4 separate regions of the Mus musculus genome follow, and all the other regions are linked to region 4. The links are chromatin loops, found by intact Hi-C in ENCODE. Cell type or tissue: left cerebral cortex. All regions are shown on one strand.

The links. A loop is a pair of places that touch in the nucleus more often than their neighbours do. Peaks named below come from ENCODE experiments on the same cell type or tissue, not always from the same donor. Only the 100,000 strongest peaks of a DNase experiment are listed, where the experiment ranks them.
Region 1: a loop joins it to region 4, with 8 times the contacts of the local background. A loop is called at or near these places in 29 of 42 quality-filtered maps.
Region 2: a loop joins it to region 4, with 7 times the contacts of the local background. A loop is called at or near these places in 23 of 42 quality-filtered maps.
Region 3: a loop joins it to region 4, with 8 times the contacts of the local background. A loop is called at or near these places in 17 of 42 quality-filtered maps.

The regions. Positions count from the first base shown.
Region 1 is chr5:120,671,566-120,676,565 of GRCm38, reverse strand. Rasal1 (RAS protein activator like 1 (GAP1 like)) reads right to left here. Exons shown (of 22, transcript NM_001359144.1): 16 at 4,881-5,000; 17 at 1,827-1,999; 18 at 1,039-1,176; 19 at 825-960. Among named protein-coding and RNA genes, the nearest start is that of Rasal1, 25 kb to the right of the region's middle. In left cerebral cortex, a CTCF peak has its summit at 2,736 (motif pointing right); DNase peaks (open chromatin) are centred at 1,703 and 2,739.
Region 2 is chr5:120,711,713-120,716,712 of GRCm38, reverse strand. It overlaps a transcript of Dtx1 not described here. Among named protein-coding and RNA genes, the nearest start is that of Dtx1, 2.5 kb to the right of the region's middle. In left cerebral cortex, a CTCF peak has its summit at 2,203 (motif pointing right); DNase peaks (open chromatin) are centred at 2,213, 2,554 and 3,830; H3K4me3 peaks cover 538 bases; H3K27ac peaks cover 460 bases.
Region 3 is chr5:120,744,664-120,749,663 of GRCm38, reverse strand. Oas2 (2'-5' oligoadenylate synthetase 2) reads left to right here. Exons shown (of 11, transcript NM_145227.3): 1 at 1-205; 2 at 880-1,126; 3 at 3,809-3,987. Among named protein-coding and RNA genes, the nearest start is that of Oas2, 2.7 kb to the left of the region's middle. In left cerebral cortex, a CTCF peak has its summit at 3,022 (motif pointing right); a DNase peak (open chromatin) is centred at 3,016.
Region 4 is chr5:120,618,274-120,623,273 of GRCm38, reverse strand. Ddx54 (DEAD box helicase 54) reads right to left here. Exons shown (of 20, transcript NM_028041.2): 4 at 4,486-4,674; 5 at 4,349-4,398; 6 at 3,628-3,669; 7 at 3,415-3,510; 8 at 2,895-3,016; 9 at 2,741-2,802; 10 at 2,516-2,647; 11 at 1,449-1,659; 12 at 1-93. Among named protein-coding and RNA genes, the nearest start is that of Ddx54, 7.6 kb to the right of the region's middle. In left cerebral cortex, CTCF peaks have their summits at 2,422 (motif pointing left) and 3,895 (motif pointing left); DNase peaks (open chromatin) are centred at 1,201, 1,889, 2,415, 3,900 and 1 more place; H3K27ac peaks cover 1,773 bases.

The DNA.
Region 1 (5,000 bases), 53 kb before region 4:
AATGCCCAGATCAAATTATCCCGTGGTCACATCTGTGTTGATTGTTAGTGGGTCCAGCCCACTGTGGGTGGCACCATTCCCTATGCCGGTGATCCTGGGCTGCATCAGAAAGCTGGCTAAGTGTAAACCCATGGGTGAGCCAGCAGATGGAGTTGTGCCATGGTCTCAGACTAACCTTTTCTTCCCCTAAATTGCTTTCAGGCAGAGTGTTTTATCCCAGAAAGAGAAGGGAAGCCAAAACAGACCACAAAGATCCACTAGCCCTGCTCCAGCCCCTTCTGTTCATCCTGATTCCAGCTCTGCACATTCTCACTCACTGTCTCCACTTCACACTAGCCAGTCAAAGCAACACCTTCTCCAGGAAGCCTTCCTGATCCCTGCCTTGGGGCTCAGTCTCAGACAAAGCCTCAGGCTGGTCATTCTAATACTTTAAGTGTTTAGCTGGAGCTGGGTTGCGGGTCAGTAGTAGAGAGCTCAGGGCTAGGGATTCATCCCCGCAACAGCAGAGCAACCTGTCACGGTCATCATATCCCCATCTAACTTCAACACATCTGTCTCTGCTGTGAAAACCTGACACATAGTAGGGATGTTGGAAACAGGACTTGCATGAAGCAAATACTACACTTTGAATATATCAACTTGGTATCAGCTAATAGGACCAAGGAGGTACCGGCTGTCTGCAACCCCACTTCCCAGATGAGAATACTAAGGCACAGAGAAATTAAGTCACACGCTGGAGGTTGCACCACACGCCCAGGTGGAAGTGGGATGCTTCTGACTGGCAGATGGGGACCATAGAGCCTGTGGCATACCCACCACCTCACCTGAGCGCTCAGCCTGGAGGCAGCAGGTCCAGCGCCCGCTGCGGAAGGCACCAGGGTGGCAGGCAACCAGCTTGCCCGGGTTGGGGGCACTGGCTTTGCGCAGGGCTGACAGCCATTGGTTGAGGTCATTCACGTTCTGCAAGAGATGGAGGCCGGAAGAAGATGAGTGAGGCTGAGCCACAGACCCCGCCTCTGGCTGTGCCCCAAGCCTCACCTTACACTGGAGGTAGGTGGTGTGTGACGTCCCGGCGCCATCCTGTGTCACCACCTGCATGACGTGTGGCAGTTGAAAGGCACCCTCGTCCACATGCTCCACAGCCCGGATGCAGGACAGCGGGATGGATGTGTGAACCTGTGGGCCGCCAGGGACAGGGCTGTGACACCAGGTGGAGTGCTTGAGGCCCCATATTCAATTCCTGATAGCTCTGTTGTGTCCTCTCCACAGTCCTGCTCTGCGGCCAGCTGAGTGACACGGTTTTTCTAGGTCTGAGTTTGCTTCACCACCACCATCATCATCATCACCACCATTGTCATCATTACAACTATCATCACCAACCAGGACCACCGTCCCACAATCATCATCGCCAGTTGATGAATTGCAAGCAGTGCCCACAAGCCAAGTCCTAGTCTCCCTCGGGTTACACTCATTAGCACAGGACAGCTGGCACAGAGCCCAGCACACACACACACACACACACACACACACACACACACACACACAGATACACGGGTGATTACGCAGCTGAGTGAGTGCCCGGATACACACCTGCTCAGAGCCGTCAGGACAGATGGATCCTGTGTGTGAGCCTATGATGCTTGGTGTGGACTTTGTGGCCCCCCACCTCCACCCCCACGTGTCCACACCTGGGAGAGCATGCCCAGCATCCCTGTCGCAGGCCATGCTGGCCCCAAGCTGAGAGTAAGCCAAAAGTTTGGAACAGCTGCTCTGATGGGAGGGGAAAGGAGGTGGGAGCTTGGGGGCGGGGCATGTTGGAGTCCCACCTGCCACTCCGGAGTCTTGGAGTAGGAGAGGTCCCGCCCACTCAGCCGGAAGTAGCGCTTCTTGAAGGCAAAGCGCGTGGCCAGGCCTCCAGGCTCCTCCTTGCGCTTCAGCAGGAAGCCTTCTCGAACAATGGTTGAGGGTTGGACCAGGGCGCAGGCTGGACCCCCGGCCTCTGGGAAATCGAGAAAGAGGGTGTGGGACTCTGCCATCTCTGGGGTCTCTAGCACCTGCCAAGGGGCAGGAAGTCCTACCCGCTGTGACAAGGAGGGGTTAGCAGCTGGGGAAAGTGGAACCCAGGCCTCTCTCAGGGCCCTGCTTGTGAGACTGCAGCTGTCCTAGTCAATCCAGTGATGTCTCAGACAGCCTCAAGCTCCAGGCTGCAGACCTCTCTCTGTCCCAGATACCCCACCTCACCCCCAGACCACCACAACCAGGGCTCTCCACTGCCCAGGTTACCCCTATGTGATCTGAGCCCCCCATTCTGTCGTGCCCTCCACCCCAAGTCCTCTATTTCCGAGGGCTACACGGCACCACTCCCAAACAAGCCCCAGTTCTGCCACAGCTTTTTAGCACCCCACTTCTTTCTTTCTTTAACCCCTTTCTCTTTCTCTCATCTCTTGTCCTCTGTTCCCACCCCAGGGCCTTTGCACGTGCTGTTTCCCCTGCCTGGCTCACTCTGGCATTGACACTGGTTCTCCAAATCTCAGCCAGAGTGACTCCATCTTGAACCAAGATGCCATTTAACTATTCTGCTTGCCCAGACAGAAGCCCCAAAGAAGCCATCCTCGCCCCCATCGCTATCTCTGAGGCCAGGAGAATCTCTGATAAGAGCAAACTGGAGTGTGTTTAAGTCCTGGTTTGGGTCTGTGCCCGGTTGCCTGAGTTCGCAGTCATTCCACAGCACTGACACTAGGTGGCGCTCTGAACCCAACGTTGCATCCGCGCTTGAGTAGACAGGTGCTTGGTGCTTGGTGAGTCAGAGGAGGGGGACTTTGAGGAAAAATAAATAAATAAAGCAGCAGTCCAGATAAACTCTGACTCCATTCTTGGGGCACGGGGCAGCGTCCCCGTACGGGAGCTGGTGTCAATTAAACAACACTCCAAAAGAGTCACAGCACATACTCCAGAGTGTCATTCTAGTGGCACCAGGGAGGCCCACTCGGGCCATCTCTGGGCCATCTCTTCTCTTCCCTGTCTTTTCATCTTCCTTCCCTCTCTTTCATTAGATTGGATCTCACTGTGACACCCTGCCTGGCCTAGAACTCTCCATAGACCAGGCCTCTCTTGTTTCTGCCCCCTGAATGTTGGGAATAAAGATGTGGACACCGCCTTCGCCCTCCCAAGCCCCCCCCTTCTCCCTTCCTTGGTAACTCCCTGACACCCCATCAACTTGGCTATTGTCTTTTCTGTTTATTTGGTTGTTGGTTGCATAGTTTGGATTGGTTTTGGTGGTTTTTTTTTCAATAATTTTTTAGTGGTTTTATTTATTTTTATTTCATGCGCATTGGCGTTTAGCCTGCATGTGTGTGTGTTAGGGTGTCAGACCCCCTGGAACTGGAGTTACAGACAGATGTGGGCTGTCATGTAGGAGCTGGGAACAAGTCCAGGTCTTCTGGTAGAGCAGCCAGTGCTCTCAACCACTGAGTCCCTTCTCCAGCCTGGTTGTTTTATTTGCTATCTTGTTTGTTTTGTTTTGAGACAGAGTTTCTCTGTGTAGCCCTGGCTGTCCTGGAATTCTCTCTGTAGACCAGGCTGGCCTCAAACTCAGAAATCCGACTGTTTCTGCCTCCCGAGTGCTGGGATTAAAGGCCTGTGCCACCACGCCTCAGCCCTTGATAATTGTCTTACAACATGGTCCCCATGAGAGTGAGATTCTATGAATAAGTCCAGGATTTTCTTCTGTCTCACTCCCTTTTTTGGTATGTGTGGTGCATGCATGTGTGTGCATATGTGTGTGTTTGTATGCATGTATATACAAGTGTATGCATGTGTGTATATTTGTACATGTGTGTGTATGTCTCTGCATGTGTGTATGTCTTGTGCATGTGCATGCATGTGTGTGCATGTATATAAATGCATGTATATATTTGTACATATGTGTGCCTTTGTACATGTATGCACACGTCTGCATGTGTGTATCGTGTGTGCATTTGTACGTGTGTGTCCATATCTGCATTTGCGTGCATGTGTGCATGGGTGTATGTATTGTGTGTACGTGTGTGCATGTGGAGACCCGAGGACGACATCTGGAGTCTTTCTCTGTTGCTCCCCAATTTATTCTTTTTTTTTTTTTTTTTTTTTTTTTTTTTGGTGTTTTGAGACAGGGTTTCTCTGTGTAGCCTTGGCTGTCCTGGAACTCACTTTGTAGACCAGGCTGGCCTTGAACTCAGAAATCCGCCTGCCTCTGCCTCCCCAGTGCTGGGATTAAAGGCGTGCGCCACCACGCCCGGCCCCAATTTATTCTTTGAGACTGAGCCACTTGTTGAGCTTGGAGCTCACCATTTTGACTACAGTGGCTGGCCAGGGAATCCCGGATGATCTGCCTGTCTTCACACCTCCAAGGCCAGGGCTATTAGCAGGCACAGCCAGGCCTGGATTTTAGGTGACTGGGAATTTGAACTCAGATCCTCAAGTTTGCTCAGCACTTTACCCACTGAGTCATTTCTCCCTCATGAAATGACTTTATCTGAAAAACCTGCAGGGGAATCTATCTTATCTTTCTTTTTTTTAGTGCTGGGGTGGAACCTAGGACCTCGTACATGCAAAGCAAGCTCGACTCCACTAACTCTCAGTCCCAGGCCTTTGGGGTGGTACCTGTTACATAACAGGGACTTAATGAGCATGCCCATACCAGAGATTCCATGCCATGACCCTACCACACTGCTACATTGGCAGAGATGACCTAACCAAGCCCGACACAAAACGTTAGTTGACTGACTAGTTGACCTGCAGGTCCAGAGTTTTAGTACTGGGGACTAAGGGAGTGGGATATCGAGTGCTCCCGGGGGATGGGGGGGGGGACAAGCCAGGAGTGGAAGGACCACAGGACTCACCCTCATCCTCGTCCACATCCACCAGCTGGTCCAGGAAGTCCCTCACACGTGAGATGCTCTGCAGCAGGAAGGGATGGAGCGGGGCTAGCCACTGCTCCTTGCCCTGGCCCAGCTGCTGGC
Region 2 (5,000 bases), 93 kb before region 4:
TGAAAAGACCGTCTATCTACCTTTTGTGCAAAATCAGAAGAATCTTGCTGCTGGTATGGTTAGTTTTAGGTGTCAACTTGGCTAGGCGATGGTGCCCAGATGTTTCATCAAACACCCAGCCATCTCCACGCTGCCGTGACGGTATTGCGAAGATTTGGGGGAGTAGGTGCTGAGTCGAGAGATTTAACCCTCAAAAACATGGGTGGCCGTCACCCAATCAGTTGGCAGTCCCAAGAGAACAAAACTGAAGTCCCCAGAGGAAGAAAGAATTCTGTGACCAGACAACCATCAGTTCTTCCCTAAGCTCCACCCCCCCCACCCTGTGGACCTTAGCCTGGCCCCTCTCCATGGTCACAAAAATCCACTGGGAGGGAGGGAGGAAGGGAGGAAGGGGAGGGCAGGATGGGAGGGAGGGATGGAGGGAGAGCAGAGGGTCTGAGAGAGGGCAGAGGGTCCAAGGGAGAGAGCATCACACACCATCAGTTCTCTTCGTCTGTAGCATCATTGGACCGAAGTTGCTGCTGACCTCCGTAAGGCTCCCCATTAAAAATAAGAGTCCTGGGCCAGCACTGAAACAGTGACTGTCACCAAGCCTACAGAACCTGACTTCAATTTCTGGCACCTATATGGTAGAGAGAATCAACTCCCATAAGTTCCCCTTAGATCTGAAGACACATGCCAGGGCACACGTAGCCCCCACCAAATAAGATTTAAATTAAAAAAAAATGTATCTGAAAGCTTCCAGGTAATGCACCCACTTCACCAATCCTAACTGCATGAAAAATCCCTACAGCCAGAGAGGACACGAACAGCCACCAGAAATGATCTCCCATGAACCCGTGCGCCAGCTGGGCCTCCCTTATCTGGGCTGAGATAGGTGCCCTGGGTGACTCCAATGCCCACGTGACTTGGGAAGTTTTCCTTCTTCTGCTGCCATGTCTGGATGCTCTTCGTGGACTCCCTTTAGCTAACTGTGAATGAGGCTTCGGGGAGACGACAGGGAGGCCACAGGTCACAGTTTCTAGCTGCTCATCCTGCTGTGGTCAGGACATAGGGAGCAGAATGCTTCCAGGTAAGTTAGATATCCTGTGTGGATCTGCTCTCAGGGCTTCCCCCGCCCCAAAATTATACGTACATGATCATGTAGCTTGGAGGGAGAGAGAGAGAGAGAGAGAGAGAGAGAGAGAGAGAGAGAGAGACAGAGAGACAGAGAGACAAAAGAGAGACAGGGGAGAGAGAGATTGAGACAGATAGAAAGAGAGAGAGACAGAAAGAGAGAAAGAGACAGAGAGAGACAGACAGACAGACAGAGACAGAGAGAGAAAGAGAGAGACAGAGAAAGAGAGACAGAGAGGGAGACAGAGGGAGAGAGGAGAGACAGACAGACAGACAGACAGACAGCACTCAACTCTCCTAATGCATTTGCTGGGTTGGAACTGTGTCCCCCGACACAGCCATATCGAGCGCTAAGCCTCAGCTTATGAATTTGGGGGGAGCATGACTTAGACTCTGACATTAGGTCACTTTTCTCATCTCTGGGATGAAACACTTGACAGACACAGCCTGAGGGAGGACACAGGATGCAGGAAGCCAGCTCAGGGCTTCCGAAGCTCCCATCCATCATGAGGACAGGGTGTAACAGAGCAAATTGTAGGAAGCCCAGGAGGGGAGCGGGTCAGCACTTGAATGGCTCCTTTTTCCCCCCTCTTCCTGACCTGGTCACCAGCACACAGGACAGCATGGTCCACATGAAATTCGTGGTCCACATGAAATTCAGGTCTCTTACCTGGATTAATCCTTTCTGGGAGCTCCCTGAGGGAAACATATGCCCAGAGCCCAGCCTTACCATTTAGCAGGTAACTCTAGATACGACTGTATTGACAATGGGCACAGCCAACGGAATCGAAAGCAAAGTCTCAAAGAGACACTTTACCCTGTGCCCATAGACACTGTTCTGAACGCCCCACGGTGGGAATGAATTAATAAGTGAACAGAGAGCAAAGACTTCATATCTGCAGGACAAAGCCTCCGGTGGACATTTACACAACAGGAACCTACTTGGTGCTGATGAATTGTAAACTCGAATGTGACTGAGATGAGGAAATCTTACGTTCCTGGCTTTTGCCACAATAAGAATCGGTTTAAATAGATTACCTAAAAAGGCAGCCAGGCCTGCAGGAAAGCGAGGAAGTAAGCTCTGGCCACGAGGGGGCGCTCTGCACCCGCTCCTATTTCGTTCCGCGGCGGAAGACCTGGACTCTTGCAGGTGGATCGAGTTCTATCCTCCCCTTGGCCAGCCTACGTGTTCCACAGATAGAACAACTGTTTCAGCTCCAGGGGCCACCGAACTTCAAGCACATCTGGGTCACACTAACTGTCAGCCTGTTTTTATTTCCCGTGGGTCCTTCTCCTCTGCGATGGAGAAAGGAGCCTACGTCAAGGGCACCCACAGCCAGCCAACTTGGATTCAAAGGGAGAGGTGGTGAAAGGGCCTCATCCAGACTCCGTGGATTAAAGATATTGAGATCTATGAGGAAGTGGAGACATCCATCAAAAACCATGTACCTATGTACCTATGTCCTCAGATGCACGGTACAATAGCCAGGTCCGGGGGTGTGGGAAGTCTGCCGCAATGCCTGCTGGGAGGTTGGAAGCCCGAGAAGGACGTACAGAGTACCTGGTTCACAGAATGTACTCGAAACATCCTGTAACTGCCTGCATCCTATGCCCAACTGGGGCCTGGGTCAGACAATTCGAGGAGGAACCAAGGAAGCTGACTTTGGGGCTGAACCGGACCCCTCTGTGGACCCAGGAGTGTCTGTCCTCTTCTCTTTCTTCCTCTTGCCTCCCACCCACCTGTTCCATTCTTTTCCTCTGCTCTATCATTTTCAGGACAGGAGTCCACACCCACACTCAGGCCCGCTGACCTCCCTGCCATTCCAAGTGGCCCCAGGGATTGAACTCAGTCAGGTCTAAGGGCTTGGCAGAAAGTGCCTTTCCCCACGGAGCCACCTTGCCGGACTCGGTATAAATGTTTTTTTAACCAAGGGATCTGTGAATGGCCCCCAAACAGACCTGGAGTGCTCACGATACAGAGACCCTCGACTCAAACTGCCTTGGCCTCACTCTCTTGAATCCAGAAAAACAAATCAGTTTCCCCGGTAAGGATTATACTCTTACCATCTTTGAGGACTTGGACAACGATCAGGTGCTCTCGCTGGAGACCAGTATGGATGGATGCCCCACATGAACTTCGGGTATGTATGTAGGGTATCTCGTCACCCTGGGTCTCCTGCCTCTTGATAGGAAAGCACCATTCTTGGGTCACAGCTTAGACACGAGATCATCAACACAATGGCCCCTTGTCACAGGATGGGCTTTACAGGTCACCCTTCTGGGGTCCCTCAAATCCACCTTCACCACACTCAGCCCTATAGCCTCAGGAAGTCCCCTGACTTCCAAGGGCCCCAAAGATATAGATAGATAGATAGATAGATAGATAGATAGATAGATAGATAGATAGATAGATAAATAGATAGATAGGAACCAGAACCATATATATCACTCTTAAAAGAACAGAGAAGAGCTGGCCCCAGCTCTAGATGGACAGAGAGGGGGTGGGAAGAGCCTGGAATCCCGCATCCATCCTGTTCTGTGTGACAGGGACAGAGTGACCAATGCATGCTCCTAGGAATGGGATCCTGAGATCCCGCCCCTTCTGGGCCTGCAGCCACAGGTGGCTGTTAACTGCGTGTAGTCCTTCTCAGCCCTCCTTGGTGAAAGGCCTCACTGTGCTAGATCAGCCAGATTACATCCATTAGTCATTCAACACGCATCATGGCGGCCTGTTGCCATGGAAAGTGCAAAGGCGTTGAGGCGTCAACTCCCAGCCCTACTCACTCTTGTGGGAAGTCGGACAAACTGAGTAACCTCTCTGAGCTTCCAGAGATTTTGCTTCCTGCCCATAACATGAGGACACAGTCTTACCTCCAGGGGCTGAATGGAATGGACACTCAATAAGCAGAAGCCATCATTTGTGATGATCTTGGGCCACAGAGGTGAACCGTGGTGGAAGCCCTTAGGGGCCTTTTGAGCAGGAATCAGTTTTGTGTAAGTGGTTAAAGTAGTTGATGGCGTGATATGGGGTGTCACAGAGGAGGAGGAGGAGGAGGAGGAGGAGGAGGAGGAGGAGGGAAGACCGATGAATCAAGAGAGGCTGCTGGGAGGAGTTGGCTGGATTCTTCTTTTGTGTTTGCTACTAAATCCCTGTGCAACTTTGAGTTGATGACTTCCTTACCCTGAGGACCTCAGGTTCCCACCGATTGCAAGGTGGTCATTAAGCAGTGACTAGATGTAGCTGTGAATGGCTTTCTTCTAAAAACAAACAAACAAAACAACAACAAAAACGCAGGTGTCCTGGGCAGGGTAAAGACTCCAGCTAATCCAGTTTTGGTTCTGGGAGTGAGCCTAGTGTAGCCTGCCCTTCACCCTTGCTCTCCCTTCCCCCTGCCCTCCCCCAATCCCCCCAGATCCCAACAGAGGAGGAGCAAGGGCCACTCTGGTCTGGCTCCCAAAGAGGTCCCTTAACCCTGCTCAGCTGCCTGGATCGCAGTCCCACACAGCCTCATCTTTCCCAATCTAAACAGGGCAGGTCCTGGATGTCTCCTCTCTCAGTCCATACCTGTGTCTGCAGATGCTGTGTTCAGCTTGCCAGAGGGCCTATCACAGTGCCCATGAACGCTTAAACTGCTGCTCCAAGAGATCACCCTGTAGTTGGCCAGTGGCCTTATGAGCAGTCTTTAGACTGTCTCTAAATCAGATTCATTCATTCAAGTACTTATTGAGCGCCTGTTGTGTACCAGGCCCTAGCATAGATGCTAAATGCAAAGATGATAGATTGGAACCAGAACCCCTAAACACAGAACGGATCTGATGCCTCGTGGGCCCAGCCGGGGACTCGGTGACTCGCGTGTCACAGCGGCTGGGCGGATCGGTCTCCT
Region 3 (5,000 bases), 130 kb before region 4:
AGAAAAGTCTATCCAGGCAAACCTCACACCCAACGAAAACTGTCTGAAGCAGATTGCGGTGTCCTCGGTGCCATCGCAGAAGCTAGAAGGGTATATCCAGGAAAACCTCAAACCTAACAGAGAATCTCTGAAGCAGATAGACCAGGCCGTGGATGCCATCTGGGACCTGCTGCGCAGTCAGATCCCTGTGAAGGAAGTGGCTAAGGTGAGGCTCAGGGTGGGGGCCAGGGCTCTGCATCCCAGGAGAGTTCGCTGTTCCCAAAGGTGGTGGTGCTGAGCATTGTGCCACACAGGGCCCAGGGGATTGCACTTCGAAGGCTTTCCTCTGAGGACAGACAGTGAAGGGGCCCAAGCTGCTGCCAGGTCTTCTTCCACCTGGCTGCATGACTCCCGGAAGGGTCCTTTACCTCTCTGTGCCTCAGTGTCCAGATCTGCAGAATGAGGTCAGCCTAGACCCCACTTCAGAGTGTTGTGATGGTGAAGCACGCAGTGTTCTTAGCACAGGGACGGCTGTTATCAGTGCTCAGTAAATTACCAGGGATTGACTACATGCATTTGTGCTTTGCCATAGAGTGTCTTTGACTCCACATTTATGAGATTTTTGTTCGTGTATCTTTTTCATGCCTACATAGTACTCTACCATATCTATTTTTTTTCCATGCCTGTATAGTATTCTGCTGTGTTATTTGTTCGTCTTAGCGCAGTTTTGAGTTGACCCCAGTTTGGAGCTAGCATGCAAAACATGGACACAAACTGGTGCTGGCAACCTGATTTTAAAATGCCAGTGCCATTTGGGGGATTTCACTTGATTTAAGAAATGTCACTACCTGGAGCTTCAGAAAGTCTAGATCTCACAACTGCCCCTCCATTTCCCCACAGGGTGGCTCCTATGGCCGGGAAACAGCCCTAAGAGGCTGCTCCGATGGTACCCTTGTTCTCTTCATGGACTGCTTCCAACAGTTCCAGGATCAGATAAAATACCAAGATGCATACCTTGACGTCATTGAACTGTGGCTGAAAATCCATGAGAAGAAGTCAGTAAAGCATGAACATGCCCTTGTAGTACAAGTGTCTGTACCAGGGCAGAGAATACTCCTGCAATTACTTCCAGTCTTCAATCCTCTACGTGAGTGATCTGGGGACTGGGGGTGGGGGGGGTGTCCAAGCATTCTGGGAGTCCTGGGAGGCCACTGGGGTCCCGTGGGCTGAGGCTGTCTCCAAAATGGAGCTTGTAAACTCCTGTCTTAGTCACTGGTCAGTTGCTGTGAGGAGACACCCATGACCAAGACAACTCTTATAAAAAGAAGCATTTAACTAAGTGGCTGGCTTCGAGTTTCCGAGGGTTAGCCCCTTATCACCATGGTGGGAAACAGACAGGCATAGTGTTGGAGCAACTCCGGACCTTCAGAAGAGCAGTCGGGTGCTCTTACCCACTGAGCCATCTCACCAGCCCAAGGACACACCTCTTAATTCTTCCCAAACAATCCATCAACTGAGGACTAAGTGTGCAAAGATAATGAGCCTCTGGGGTCCATTCTCATCCAAGCCACCACAACTCCCAAGAGACAAGAGCCTCCTTCCCTAGGCATACTCTGTCTAGCACTTCATTTTCATCTCATTGACTTTGGATACAATGTTCTAAAGGGGAGCCTTGATAGGTGAGAGGGTGGATGAGTGATGGGCAGATGGACAAATGGTAGAAAGGAAGTGGACAGGTGGATGGCTGGGTCCCACTAAATGTGTGTTTGTGTGGGTGGATGGATGTAGGGATAGGTATGCATGTATGAGGATGAATGGATGGATGATGTGTGGACAGATGGAAAATGAATGGAAGCATTGTGGATGGATGGATGGATGGATGGATGTGTGGGTAGATGTATGTATGTATGTTAAAGTGGATGGATGGATGGATGGATGGATGGATGGATTGATGGATGTGTGGATGTGTGGATGGGTGGGTGGATGGATGGATGGATGGATGGATGGATGGATGGATGGATGTAAAAGTGAACGGATAGATGGATAGATGGATGGATGTGTGGATGGATGGATGGATGGATGGATGGATGGATGGATGGATGGATGGATGTAAAAGTGGATGGATGGATAGATAGATAGATAGATAGATAGATAGATAGATAGATAGATAGATGTATGGATGGATAGATGAGTGGGTTGGATGGATGGGTGGATGGATGTGTGGACAGATGGAAAATGTATGGATATAGGGGTGGACAGATAGATGGGTGGAAAAACAGAAGCACGAGAATGTATCATAGCTATTCTGCCAGCAGTGGACTCCACTGGGCTGACAGCCCAGGACCTCTGAGCTGGAGGCCAGGGCCCCTTCATTGTCCACAATCCTGAGAAACTTCTGGGTTACTGAGCCCTTGAATGGCCACCGCCTAACCATTTTCTGACAAGATGGAGATGTACGTACACCCACATGATGACATTCCCAGAAAGGTGGCATCCCTGGGCCCTTCCCATCTTAGGGTTTGAAGGTGAACTGTCCCTACAGGTTCATGTGTTTGAACACTTGGTCCCAGCTTGTGGAGCTCATTTCAGAGGGTGTGGAGAGGAAGTGGAGGGCTGGGAAGTGAGTCTTAAGGGTGGTAACCCCAGCCTGCTTCTGGCCCCACTCCCATTCTGTGTTTTCTTCCTGGTCCAAGACGGCATCATGCAGCATCACCTCCTGCAGCCATATCTTCCCCACCATGATGGCTATACCCTCTAACAGGGAGCCAAAAGAAAGACATCCCTCTTCCAACCAGAAAAGGGACTGACACATGACCCCCTGGGTCCCTTGTCACCAAATCTAAGATCAAAGGAACCAGCTAACAGGTTCGTTTAGTTGTAATGGTGTGCCTGCCTTGAAAGGGCTGCAGGAAATTCTGGGTTCTCGCTTCTGATACACAGAGTCTGGTAGTAGGAGTCCAGTCCAACTGCTGCCTTGACCCAATCAAGGAAACTGCTGGGAGAAGAAACTCTCCACATGTAGTACTGTATGATGCCACCAGATGGCGATAGATTTGCATCTTCCAAAATAAGATTTAATTACAAGAAAGCAATAAATGTTGCTGAAAAAATAAGACCCTACGGGGGCTCTGAAATCGCTTCCTTTACTAAATAAAAAGGCCAACTAGCCTGGTATACTTGTCTCTACCAGGTCAGGCAGACTGTTGTTGCCATGGTTTCTGTAGTTTTGCCCCACATGAGGCTTGTAAGACTTGTTACATTGTTGCATAAAGGACTTCAGTTATGCCTGGTATAGAGTCACTAGTCAATAAATGGCAAGGGCACGTGCCCAGTACTTGCTGGGGAGTCCATATGGTTCCTTGCCCAAAGCTGTGTACCTAAATATGAACAGCGGAACTCAGTGAGCAAGTGTGGAAACTAATTGGTCCGTACACCTCTCCCTTTCCTGGTCCTGTCACCTCCAGGTGCCCGAGTCTGTGTAAGAGGCATTGGTAGAAGTGTAACACAGACGTATGTAGTTGCACACAAACATTTGGCTTTGGTATTATCCAGAGGCCTTCATTTCTCATGTGTAATTTACTGCCTCATGCTGTGTGTGGCTCCACTGATTCTGTCTTGGGTGCACGCGCACACGCACGCACGCACGCACGCACGCGCGCACGCACACACACACACACACACACACACACACAGAGCCTTCATTTTAGCTTTTATTATCTATCAAGGAGAATAACCCCACTGTTAGCTTTCCCAGAGAGCGAGCAGATCAGGCAATAGAGGATCTTCCCAACTCCAGCTGAGCTTCCCGCTGCTCTCTCCTGTCTCTAAGGCTCCAATGAGAATCCCAGCTCCTGTGTCTATGTGGATCTCAAAAAATCCATGGATCAAGTAAGAGCCTCACCAGGGGAGTTCTCAGACTGCTTCACCACACTGCAGCAGCGGTTTTTCAAGAAATATCCCCAAAGACTGAAGGATTTGATCCTATTGGTCAAGCACTGGTATGAACAGGTAATGTATGTTGTTGCCTTGTTTTGTTTTGTTTTTCCTTCTGCAACACGTTTATTGGGAGAGCATGGACTGCGTAGGCGAAAGCTGTTGCCTTGTTTAAGAGGGTCTCAGTCTAGCCTGGAACTCAAAGTCAGAGATCCACCTGCCTCTGCCTCTGCCTCTGCCTCTGCCTCTGCCTCTGCCTCTGCCTCTGCCTCTGCCTCTGCCTCTGCCTCTGCCTCTGCCTCTGCCTCTGCCTCTGCCTCTGCCTCTGCCTCTGCCTCTGCCTCTGCCTCTGCCTCTGCCTCTGCCTCTGCCTCTGCCTCTGCCTCTGCCTCTGCCTCTGCCTCTGCCTCTGCCCCTGCCAACTCCCAAGTCCTGGGACCAAAGCCACCATGCCCTACTGTATTAGCTTTCTATTGAGATCATTCATAGTGAGGAAATTTCAACCATATTAACAACATACCTCAACCTGATTTGATCTCTTCTTCAGCCACAAACCAGAATAGACTATTTTCTCAACTCAAGGACATGGTGGCTACCTGACTGATCCCAGCACTCTAGAAGAGAAGACACACAGCTCTAGAGTTTAAGGCTAATCTCAACTTCTGAAGCTGGTGAAATGGTTCAGCAGTTAAGAACACATATTGTAGGCTGGAGAGATGGCTCAGCCGTTAAGAGCACTGACTGTTCTTCCAGAGGTCCCAAGTTCAATTCCCAGCAACTAACTACATAGTGGCTTACAACCATCTGTAATGGCGTCTGATGCCCTCCTCAGTGACAGTATACTCACATATATTATATAAATAAATAAATTGAGAGAGAGAGAGAGAGAGAGAGAGAGAGCGAGCATGCACACATTGGTCTTCCAGAGAACAAGGTTGGATTCCCAGCACCTGCATCATCCATCCCACAACCAACTTTCACTCCAGAGGGATCTAACACCTCCAGGTTATGCAGGCACCAGAACATGCAAACAAAACACCTGTACACATAAAACAAAAATTTGACTATATATTTTTTAAAAATTTAAA
Region 4 (5,000 bases):
CCAGGAACAGGTGTAGGTCAAGCAGGTAGGGGACCTCGTCTGGGGCCACCAAAGAATAGGCTGTGCCACTTCGGCCTGCTCGGGCCACACGGCCTGTAGCGGGGAAAGTTGAGTTTCAGCCAAGGGACCCCAACTCCCTGAGGGCTAGAGCTAGGCCAGGGCCTTTCCTGAACTGCTGCCCCCACCTACAGGGTAGGTGGTCAGGGGTGGGTACTGGTTGGTAGAGTGATCAAAAGCAGGACAAGTACCTCTTGTGACCCGGACTCAAAAGTCCTGGGCACTGCCAATTTGGGAATATTTTTCCCCCCAAGGGTTAATTAAGACTGCAAATTCTCAGCAAAAAAGGTTTGGGCCAGAACTCCTGAAAGGTGTTGGGTCAGAGGGCTGACGGGTCAACAAGCCGATGACCACCAGGGAGTCACAGAGCCAGGACGGGGGAAGCTCCACCTGGCCCACCACTTGCTTGAACAATAAAGTTTTACTGGCACACAGCCAGGCCTGCTCATTTACATATTCCCAGTGGAACTTTCCACTTAACACTGTAGACTGAATTAGCAACAACAAAGATGGTATAGTGCATCATGTAAAAATAGTCACCACTGGGGCCCTTTACTGAAGATGTGCCACCCATGAAGAAGGACGTCACAGTAAATGAAAACACATGTACATGCTAGAGCCTTGAACAGCAGCAGCTGGTAGGGAACAACCCAACAGGCCTCCAGCAGGGTCTGGAGTGAATGGCAGGTATCACACTTCAGCTAGGCTTACTCTATATAGCCTTGGCTGGCCTCAAACTCCTGATCCTCCTGCTTCAGCATCCTAAGTGCTCTGACCACAAACAAGCCCTGCCACGCCCAGCTTTTTCCCATGCCTCCCCTCATTTGCAGGTTTCAGAGGGAGTGGCCTGTCATGTGGCACCTGAGGAATTCCCCCGAGTAGCTCTGGAAACTCCCCAGATGGGAGAGCCAGCTGTTCAGAGAGCAATAGAGACTTGGAGACAGCAGGCAGCCACCAGCCAGGTCAGGAACTGGGTCTCATGGTCAGGGGCTCCTGCGGGCCTTACAGTGAAGTATCAGGACACCAACGCCCAGTGGCTGCCCCTCCTCTGCCCGGCAGATGTGCGTATGAATTCAACCACTCAGTCACACAGAGAACAACTCTAAGAAGCCCCATGCCCGGCCTCTCTCCCATGCACACTTTAATCTGCCTGCATTCATGAACACAGCACACGACTTGGTCTGTGGCAGTTTTCCCAGCCTGAGCGACACCATGGGCTCTGTTCCCAACACCGAAAGAAAGGAAGCTCTGGGAGCTGAGGCTGCCTGTCAGAACCCACCCAAGGGACATTACTTAAGGCCTCAGTTTCCCCAAATTCCCAGCTGCCAGCACGGTACAGCACCCCTCCCCCCGCCCGCCCCCAAGGCCCCCAGTGCAGCTAGGCGCCTCACCCACTCGGTGCAGGAAGAGCTTGCCCTTGGCAGGGAAGCTGTAGTTGATGACGTTGTCCAGCAGTGGGATGTCCAGGCCCCGGGCGGCCAGGTCAGTCACGATGAGGGTGGAACATTTGTTGTGTGTGAACTTGGCCAAGTTGATCTTGCGGGCCGTCTGGTCCAAGGCACTATAGATGTGGGCGCAACTCACACCCTGGCCCATCAGCAACTGTGCAGAGGAAAGGCGGTGAGGGTGGGGGAAGCTTGCAGGAAGGAGCAAGGGCTGGAGGCTGGGCCCAGGCTCGGGCACTCTGGGTCTGAACACTGCTCCCTGCGTCAGCATCAAAGCAGCTCCTACCTAACTTCCTAGCTCTGCAAGGCTGCTGGATCCTGTGTGACCATGGGCCAATTACTCAGTCTCTCTGTGCCTCACAGGACTACGTGGTTAATGTACCATTGAGGAACGAGCCTGAGACACAGGAAGCCTGTGAACACCAACCGCTCTCTCCAAGTTACTATTTTAGTCTCCGACGCTCGGGGGAGGAAGGCGCCGTTAACATGCCGGGTAAATGAGACTCAGGCACCCGTGCCCTCAACAGTGCCCAGGTGTGCCTACTGGGGCGAGACAGTGGCTAGGCAGCCCCTCCCCCAGCCTTCCAGGCTGCTGGCACTCTCCAGATGCAAGCATCTAACTGCGGGTCACACAGGTGTGAATGTACAGAGAAGGCCAAGGGCACGCCACCCTGCTAACACGCTAGCTTTATACTTAGGTGTCAGGCATGGCACAAACTGGAAATTCACCCCCCCAAAAATCCAGGTCCACTAGGAGTTACTGCAGATGACTGGAACAGAAAGCAAGACAGGCCAAAACCAACTTGGGTGTGCTGACAGGGTCTGCACCCTCACAACGGCATTGACAGTTCACCAGTGTCTTCTGATGTCAGCGTGTGGGAAAAGCCCCACCCAGGCTCATGGGCGCGCTATTGCTGCCCTCTGGTGGCCTCCCTTGGAAGTGCAACTCTGGGTGCTGGATGAAGCTGGTTTGAGAGCCCATGGTTTCTCCATCCCCCAGAGCCCCAGCTCACCTCTGTGAGGTACTCCGCATGGTGCTTTGTGGCTACAAACACCACAGTCTGGTCCTGGGGCCGAACGACATTCTGCAGCAGGTAGAGGAGCACAGCAGCCTTGGTGTCTTCGCGCACAAGGAGGAAGGAGGTCTGCGGGCAGAGGGAGGGATGTGGACTCCTGGTCATGGACTGGCCGACTCTGCCCCGGCACTAGCCTGAGGAAGGAGCCCAACACCACCTCACCTTGAGCTGCTCATTGAGCTTGGAGTCTACGTCCAGGCGGATGAGCACGGGCTCTGTGAGGCCTGTTGGGGTGCGGGGGGGATTGCAGGGGTCATGAAGGGGCAGACCCCACCCCCACCCCGAGTCCAGCACCACGCCCCACTCACTGGCTCACCTGCCCGTGCAAATTCCACCAGCAGCTTGGGCAGTGTAGCTGAGAACAGCACCGTCTGGTGGCCCCCAGGAAGGCGGCCTATGATCTCCTGTAGCTGCTCAGCAAAGCCCATTTCAAAGAGCCTGCAGGGAATGGCGGGCAGGGAGGCTCAATGGTAGGCTCCTACCCTAAAGAGCTTGGAACCCTGGCTCCCCTCACTTCAGAACCCCGGCCACGTGGCACTGTGAATCTTCCTGTGTCTGTTTCTCCGCTGTAGGGGAATGAACGCAGCCTCACGCATCCTCAGTGAGCCCTCTCTACTGCCCACAGTCAGCATGGGATGTAACGTTCTTTTCAGCACTAAGTCATAAACTTACAATGATGATGAGCAGATGCCCAGGGATGGGACTACTCAAACATACATTCACATCTCCTGGGCAGACCTAGTCTCCTGTGACCTCCCTCTTCTTTGCTTCCTGAGCGCTGGGGACAACCTTGACTGTTGCTCGGGGTTGGGGGTGGGGTATACCCGTGGCCTCACCTGTCTGCTTCATCGAACACCACATACTCCACACTCTGCAGCTTCAAGTTCATCTCCACAGCCACATGCACCAGACGCCCAGGGGTGGCAATGATTCTGGAAGCAATACACAGGCCAGGTCACTCCCGGCCCAGGACCACCACAGCCCACGACACCTTCCACGCCACTCTCTGGGAAGGGGCCCCAGAGCATCACCCCCATCAACAAACTCACATGTCAGGGTTCTCGTGCAGGGCTGCAAACTGGTCTTCCATTCTAGGGGAAAAGCAAGGGCTGCCTGAGAAACAGTGCTTTTGAATCTGTCCCTCCCCTGCCCTCCCCCACAGCCAAGCAACCCCACAGTTCGCCATGGAGCACACACTATAGGTATGGAAGTGAGAAATGCTTACTGTGAGACACCTGGTCAAGGCCCTGCCCCCGCTGAGAAACAAGGGAGAACCTTAGACTCCTCACCAGCAAAGTGCCGCCAACGCACAGCGCCACCTAGTGACTCAGCTTGGAATTACCAGCTTCACCTAGAACCCTAATTCCCCTAGGGCTAAGTGTCTGTTCTCATGAGTCCCTGGTGCAGCTGTAGAAGTGGGGATCCTGGCTCCACATAGCTTGGGAAGGCTCAGCTGTCTGACAATCACATACTACAGCCCCTAGTAGAAGCCAGAACAGAGAAGCAGGGCAGACTAACCGCAGCCTCAGCACCCAGAGAAAGGCATATCCTATACAACGAAAGCCTCATCAAACTCCCTGACCCAACACTGCAAGCCGACGGGTCCCTCTGCCCTGTCCCAGCTTCCACCACGCGAACCCCTGGCCAGCTTGTCTGAACACACAGAGAAGCTGCTGTTACTGACTAGCAGCTGTGGCCCACAAAGGGAACCCTCAGGCACAGGGGCGTGGCTGCTGAGGGAAGCTGGGATTCCGGGTAAGGAATCCTTACTTGTCTCCACCCAGGATCAAGGCAGTCTTGAGGCCGGTGAACTTGCCTAGCTGTGGAGAGAGGGAGACAGAGGGATCAAAGGCAGGTGAGGGCCAGCCGCCTCAGCCTTCCCACCAGGCCCAGTTCCGCGTGCATACCTCTTTAGTGAACTTCATGGTCTGCAGGGCCAGCTCCCGGGTGGGTGAGAGGATGAGGGCTCGAGCCCCCGTCTGTGCACTGCGTGCCTTCAGCCGCTCAAACATCGGGAGGAGGAAGCAGGCCGTCTTGCCACTGCCTGTCCGGGCCATGGCCACCACATCCTTGCCATCCAAGATCACGGGGATGGTCTGTCAGACATAACGATGGAGGCACTGTCAGCTCTGGCCCCTGCATGGCTGAGGCACAGGTAAGCCACAGGCCTGTCAGCACACCTCCAGTAAGCATCCTTGACTCCTTGTGCTAGGAGGCTCTGCCTCCCAAGTTGGGTCTCCACCTTGTCTCCCATGCAGCCAGCGTGCTGGGTGATCATGGGGTGCTTGTGTGCTACCTGGGCAGGCTCCGCATGGCAAGAGGCAGAGAGCCACAGTCAAACCCCAGCTCTGCTCCCCCCACCCCCCCATGAAATGGCTAAGCCATGTGGAGCTTCAGTCACACAAGGTGACAAGCAAGGTGA